Linked DNA regions of Homo sapiens: region 2 is linked to region 1. Evidence: read pairs that join two places in POLR2A ChIA-PET (ENCODE). Cell type or tissue: GM12878. All regions are shown on one strand.

The links. ChIA-PET counts read pairs that join two places held together with the same protein. Peaks named below come from ENCODE experiments on the same cell type or tissue, not always from the same donor. Only the 100,000 strongest peaks of a DNase experiment are listed, where the experiment ranks them.
Region 2: POLR2A ChIA-PET joins it to region 1 with 15 read pairs; 2 of 35 experiments call an interaction of 5 or more read pairs at or near these places.

The regions. Positions count from the first base shown.
Region 1 is chr12:25,060,027-25,062,526 of GRCh38, forward strand. IRAG2 (inositol 1,4,5-triphosphate receptor associated 2) reads left to right here. Exons shown (of 22, transcript NM_001366544.2): 2 at 1,566-1,627. Among named protein-coding and RNA genes, the nearest start is that of IRAG2, 8.6 kb to the left of the region's middle. In GM12878, no CTCF peak of the experiment used is centred here; no DNase peak of the experiment used is centred here; H3K4me3 peaks cover 2,349 bases; H3K27ac peaks cover 548 bases.
Region 2 is chr12:26,839,712-26,842,211 of GRCh38, forward strand. No RefSeq gene overlaps it. Among named protein-coding and RNA genes, the nearest start is that of ITPR2, 7.8 kb to the left of the region's middle. In GM12878, no CTCF peak of the experiment used is centred here; no DNase peak of the experiment used is centred here.

The DNA.
Region 1 (2,500 bases):
TGGCTGTTAGTGATTTTAAAAAAAAGTGGTAGCTATTAATATGCTTCCATCTAGCAGAGCTCCTTATATCCTTGTTTAAGTTTTGCTTTTAATCTTCTTTGGGCTGAGAAGGCAGTCAAACTGGTGAAAATTATGTATATACCCAGAGCCCACTGCTTGAGTTGAAGTGTGAGGTTTGCCACGTGAATAAAGGGCATAAATATCAGTATCTATTCTAGTTGTTCAAAAGATTTGGGTTTATTTTCTGGTTTTGGCTATGTTTCAGAGAGTAGGATTTGTCAAATAAATAATATGTTATTATGTACATCAAAGAGCTAGTTAAATATTAGGTACTTTTCCCCCATTTCCATTATTCCAGGCATAAGACCTTTAGAGATTTTACTTAAGCAGAAAAACAAATATTTTTAGTTTCACAGAATGATACCCTGAGTTAAGCTCTGTTCCATGAGTCTAATCTCAGCTCCATGATTTACCAGTTACCTTTTCAATCGTCTGCACATCAGTGTTCTCATGATCTGAGATCTACTTGTAGGATTCTGGGATCCTAGGGCTGTAATTTGAGGGCTCAAGCAGAGGCTTATTGGAGATAGGATTTCTTTATCAGTAGGAGGTCAGACTGAATGACCTCTAAAATGTATTTTCTTTTTTTTTTTTTTTTTTTTTTGAGAGGGAGTCTCGCCCTGGAGTGCAGTGGCATGATCTTGGCTCACTGCAACCTTCACCTCCCAGGTTCAAGTGATTCTCCTGCCTCAGCCTCCCAAGTAGCTAGGATTACAGGCATGCGCCACCACACCCAGCTAATTTTTGTATTTTTTTTTTTTAGTAGAGATGGGGTTTTGTCCTGTTGGCCAGGCTAGTCCCAAAGTACTGGCCTAAAATGATCCACCCACCTTGGTCTCTCAAAGAGCTGAAATTAGAGGTGTGAGCCACTGCACCAGGCCTAAGATGTATTCTTAGCTTAAGATTAGACAATTCTGTGACTCACTTCTAGAAGACAATTCACATGTATCTATCAAAGTAAAATTTAAATACCCAAGGGAGATAATGGCTTATCTGTTCTAGCCTGGTTTTCCATTTTTCCCGAGTCATAAGTTGAGAGTGCCATTCTCAGAAATCATTATTTTCCCTTTCCTTTTCTTGAGGCCCCAAATTTAAAGCCATTAAAAGTTTTTGAAGCAATGAAATGAATTAAAGGAGACAAGGTTAAATATGCTCATACTGGGCATAGTGGCTCATGCCTGTAATCCCAGCACTGTGGGAGGCCGGGGTGGGTGGATCACCTGAACTCAGGAGTTTGAGACCAGTCTAGACAACATGGTGAAACCCATCTCTACAAAAAATACCAAAACTAGCTGAGTGTGGGTGGCATGTGCCTGTAATTCCAGCTACTTGGGAGGTTGAAACAGGAGGATGGCTTCAGCCCAGGAGGCAGAGTTTGCAGTGAGGTGAGATCATGCCACTGCACTCCAATCTGGGCAATAGAACCAAATCCTGTCTTGAAATAAATTCATTAATTAATTAAATTAAAATGGTCATATTGAGCTGGTTATAAATTCTCTTTGTAGCAACAATTGAGTCACTTCAAAAGGAGTTCATTGAAGGGGAACACCATGGCTTGCTGTTTCAGGTAAAATATCTCTGATATGTGTTCAGTTACTGTGGAGGAAGTTGTTCAATTCATGTAAGGTTTTGAAGCTAATTTATAACAGACAATGACTTTAATCATTAAATTAAATAACCAGTTTAGAAGAAAATGTTTTGGTGGACTTTGTTCTCTTCTGCACTTAAAGTATTTAGCAAAATAAGAAAGGAGATCTTACATTAGTGAGTGGCTACTGATAATATCTTCTAGAGAGGAAGCATTTCAGAATTTTCTTTGCCCCACCACTATATCTATTAGCGAACAGCCAGTTTTTCAGTCTTGGGGACCTCCTTTCTGATAGTAAGGGCATATCATTCAATTTATAATATGCTGAAATTTTGAGTATTCTTGAATAGGCTTTGATGGTTACTGTCTCTTTTTTCTTTCTCATATTTGAATTAAACTTTCTATTTCTTTCTGTATGGGTCATCTCAAGATATCCCTGGTAAAGTGTATTTCCTTCCCTTGTGATACTTGGTGAATCTCCTTTTTGTTCAGAAATGAAGAACATAAGGGAACAGCAAGGCAGCAAGGTTGGCACTGGAGGAAGATGATGGAGGAGGAAAGAAAGAAGGGTGATATTTGCATGTATCTGTTTCTAGGGCATCATGCAGACACATCTGTTAAAGCAGGAAAAAAAAAACCATGTGGAAGATTAAGCTAGGCAGAGTGCCTGAAAAGCCCTCTGCAATAAGTTGAGCTGGAAAAACCTCCATATCTAAAGATGCTTTAATCATCTCAAGAACACCAACAACATTTTCTATTATAATATAACTATGATAGATGTGAATCTACCTCTTGGATTAAGGCAATAATTTTATAGCTATCAAATTTTCACAGACACCATTTTCACTACTC
Region 2 (2,500 bases), 1.8 Mb after region 1:
TCCTGTGGCCATTTCCCCTATCCCCAGCCACCTTTCCCCCATAGTGTAACAGCCCAATGGGGTTAACCCCACCCCCAACTCCAAGCATGGTTCTTAACTAGGCTAAACCAGTGTTTCTCAAGCTTTAGTACACATAAGAACCGCCTGGAGAACTTGTTAAAACACAAATCCTTGGGCCTTAGCTCCTGAGATTCTGATTTAGCTTGTCTTGGTGGGGACTTACTAACATTCCTGAAGGGGGTGATTGTATGTCGGTAGGGGTTGGGGAGAAGAGGTTGAAACAAACCTTGGCTAGTGGCTCAGAAAATGATCTGTTTTTAATTTTTATTTTGAAATAACCTCAAACTTACAGAAATAATCTCCAATTTACAGAAAAGTTATAAGAATACCTGTGACCTAAATTCAGTAATTTTTATAATTTGCCACATTTGTTTTATCACTGCCTTTACACACGTACGCATGCAATTTATTTTCAGAACCATTTGAGTGTAGGTTGCATACATCATGCCCTATTGCCTTTTAATACTTCATGTATACCTAAGAACAAAGATATAGCCACAGAACAACCATCGAGTTCAGGAAATTTAACTCTGATATACCACTGTCTCAATAGTGTCTTTTACATCATTTTTTTCTTCCAGGACAGAATCCTATTTAGAATTACATATAGCATTCAGTTTTCATGTTTTTTTTGTCTCTTTTAATCTATAACAATTCCTTAGCCACACTTTGGCTTCAGTGACATTGACATTTTTTAAGAATACAAGCCATCTGGCCAGGCACAGTGACTCACGCCTGTAATCCCAGCACTTTGGGAAGTCGAGGCGGGCAGGTCACTGGAGGTCAGGAGTTTGAGATCATCCTGGCCAACATGGTGAATCCCCGTCTCTACTAAAAATACAAAAATTAGCTGGGCGTGGTGGCAGGCACCTGTAGTCCCAGCTACTGAAGAGACTGAGGCAGGAGAATTGCTTGAACCCAGGAGGTGGAGGTTGCAGTGAGCTGAGATCGCGCCACTGCACTCAGCCTGGATGACAGTGCAAGACTCTGTCTCAAAAAAAAAAAAAAAAAACAGAAAAAAAAAACAGAAAAAAGAATACAAGTCATTTACTTATAGGCTGTTCCATAATTGGATTTGTCTTGTATTTCACACTTAGATTTGATGAAGCATTTCTAGCCAGAATACTACAAAAGTGATTTTGTGTTCTTCCCAGGGCACCCTAACCTTAGGCACACGATGTATAGCTATATCTGCTCTTTGTTGACAGTGTCAGTTTTGATCACTCTCAGAGTGTTGTCTAGTGGACAGGAATTTAAGAATAATCCCAAACCAGATCTGTTTTGAAGATGTGGCCCAGAAGAAACAATCTTAGCCTGGGAAAACTCTGGAAATGCAGGCCAATCTCCAGGCAACAAAAAGTCTGACATTCATCTCAAAAATATTGTCTATCACATCTTTTGACCCTTAACCTCTCTGTTTCCAAAGCCAGAGTTTGACATCAATCTACTGTGTTTCCCTACCTGCAGGAGACAAATATAAGCTTTCCATGTGGTGCCTTTGAAGTTCTTCTCACTAGATTAGATCTGAGAGTCAAAGACTTCCCTCCCCATGACTGACACACACACACACGCACACACACATGCATGCACACGTTCTTCTCTCCTGCACTGGGTATGTACGGCGTGAGACGCAACAGAGCAGTAGCTCATTCCAAAACACTCACATCTCCAACAGCCCAACTGTTTCATATCCTTGGTCTGGGAGAAAGATTTTTAAGCATTGTATCCCTTGTGGTCAAATATTTCCTTTCAAAATTTGCATCTTGGTCTTACTGATGGTATTTCGATGCCTCCACTGAAACTCCCAACTTCACATCCCATTAAAATATTCTTCTGAATATTATATATATTCACCATAATCATATGGTGAATATTATATATATATATTATTTGAGGGTCACAGTTCTTAGAAGTATTTACACTACTTGCTGCTGAATCGCTTATGGCTTGATCTGACCCTAATGTCATAATTCTGTAAGGGCTTGGAAATGAAAAAGAGGAGAGGTGTTGTAATTAGAAGTATTTTATGAAGAACTGATACAACTGATACCATTTGGTTCTAAGAACCATGATCAATTAGAGCTGAGAATCATCAAAATATTGAAGAAAAGAGAAAATGGCCCAGTCTCTATAACAGAAAAGAATGGGGAGTTTTAAGAAAAAAATGAGCCAGTCACTGTGGTTCACACCTGTAATTCCAGTTCTCTGGGAGGCCAAAGTAGGCGGATTGCTTGAGCCCAGGAGACCAACCTGGGCTGCATGGCGAAACCCCATCTCCACCAAAAATACAAAAATTAGCCAGGCGTGGTGGTGCATGCCTATAGTCCCAGCTACTCAGGAGGCTGAGGCGTGAACCCGGGAGACAGAGATTGCAGTGAGCCAAAATCACGCCTCTGTGCTCCAGACTGGACGGCAGAGTAAGACCCTGTCTCAAAAAAAA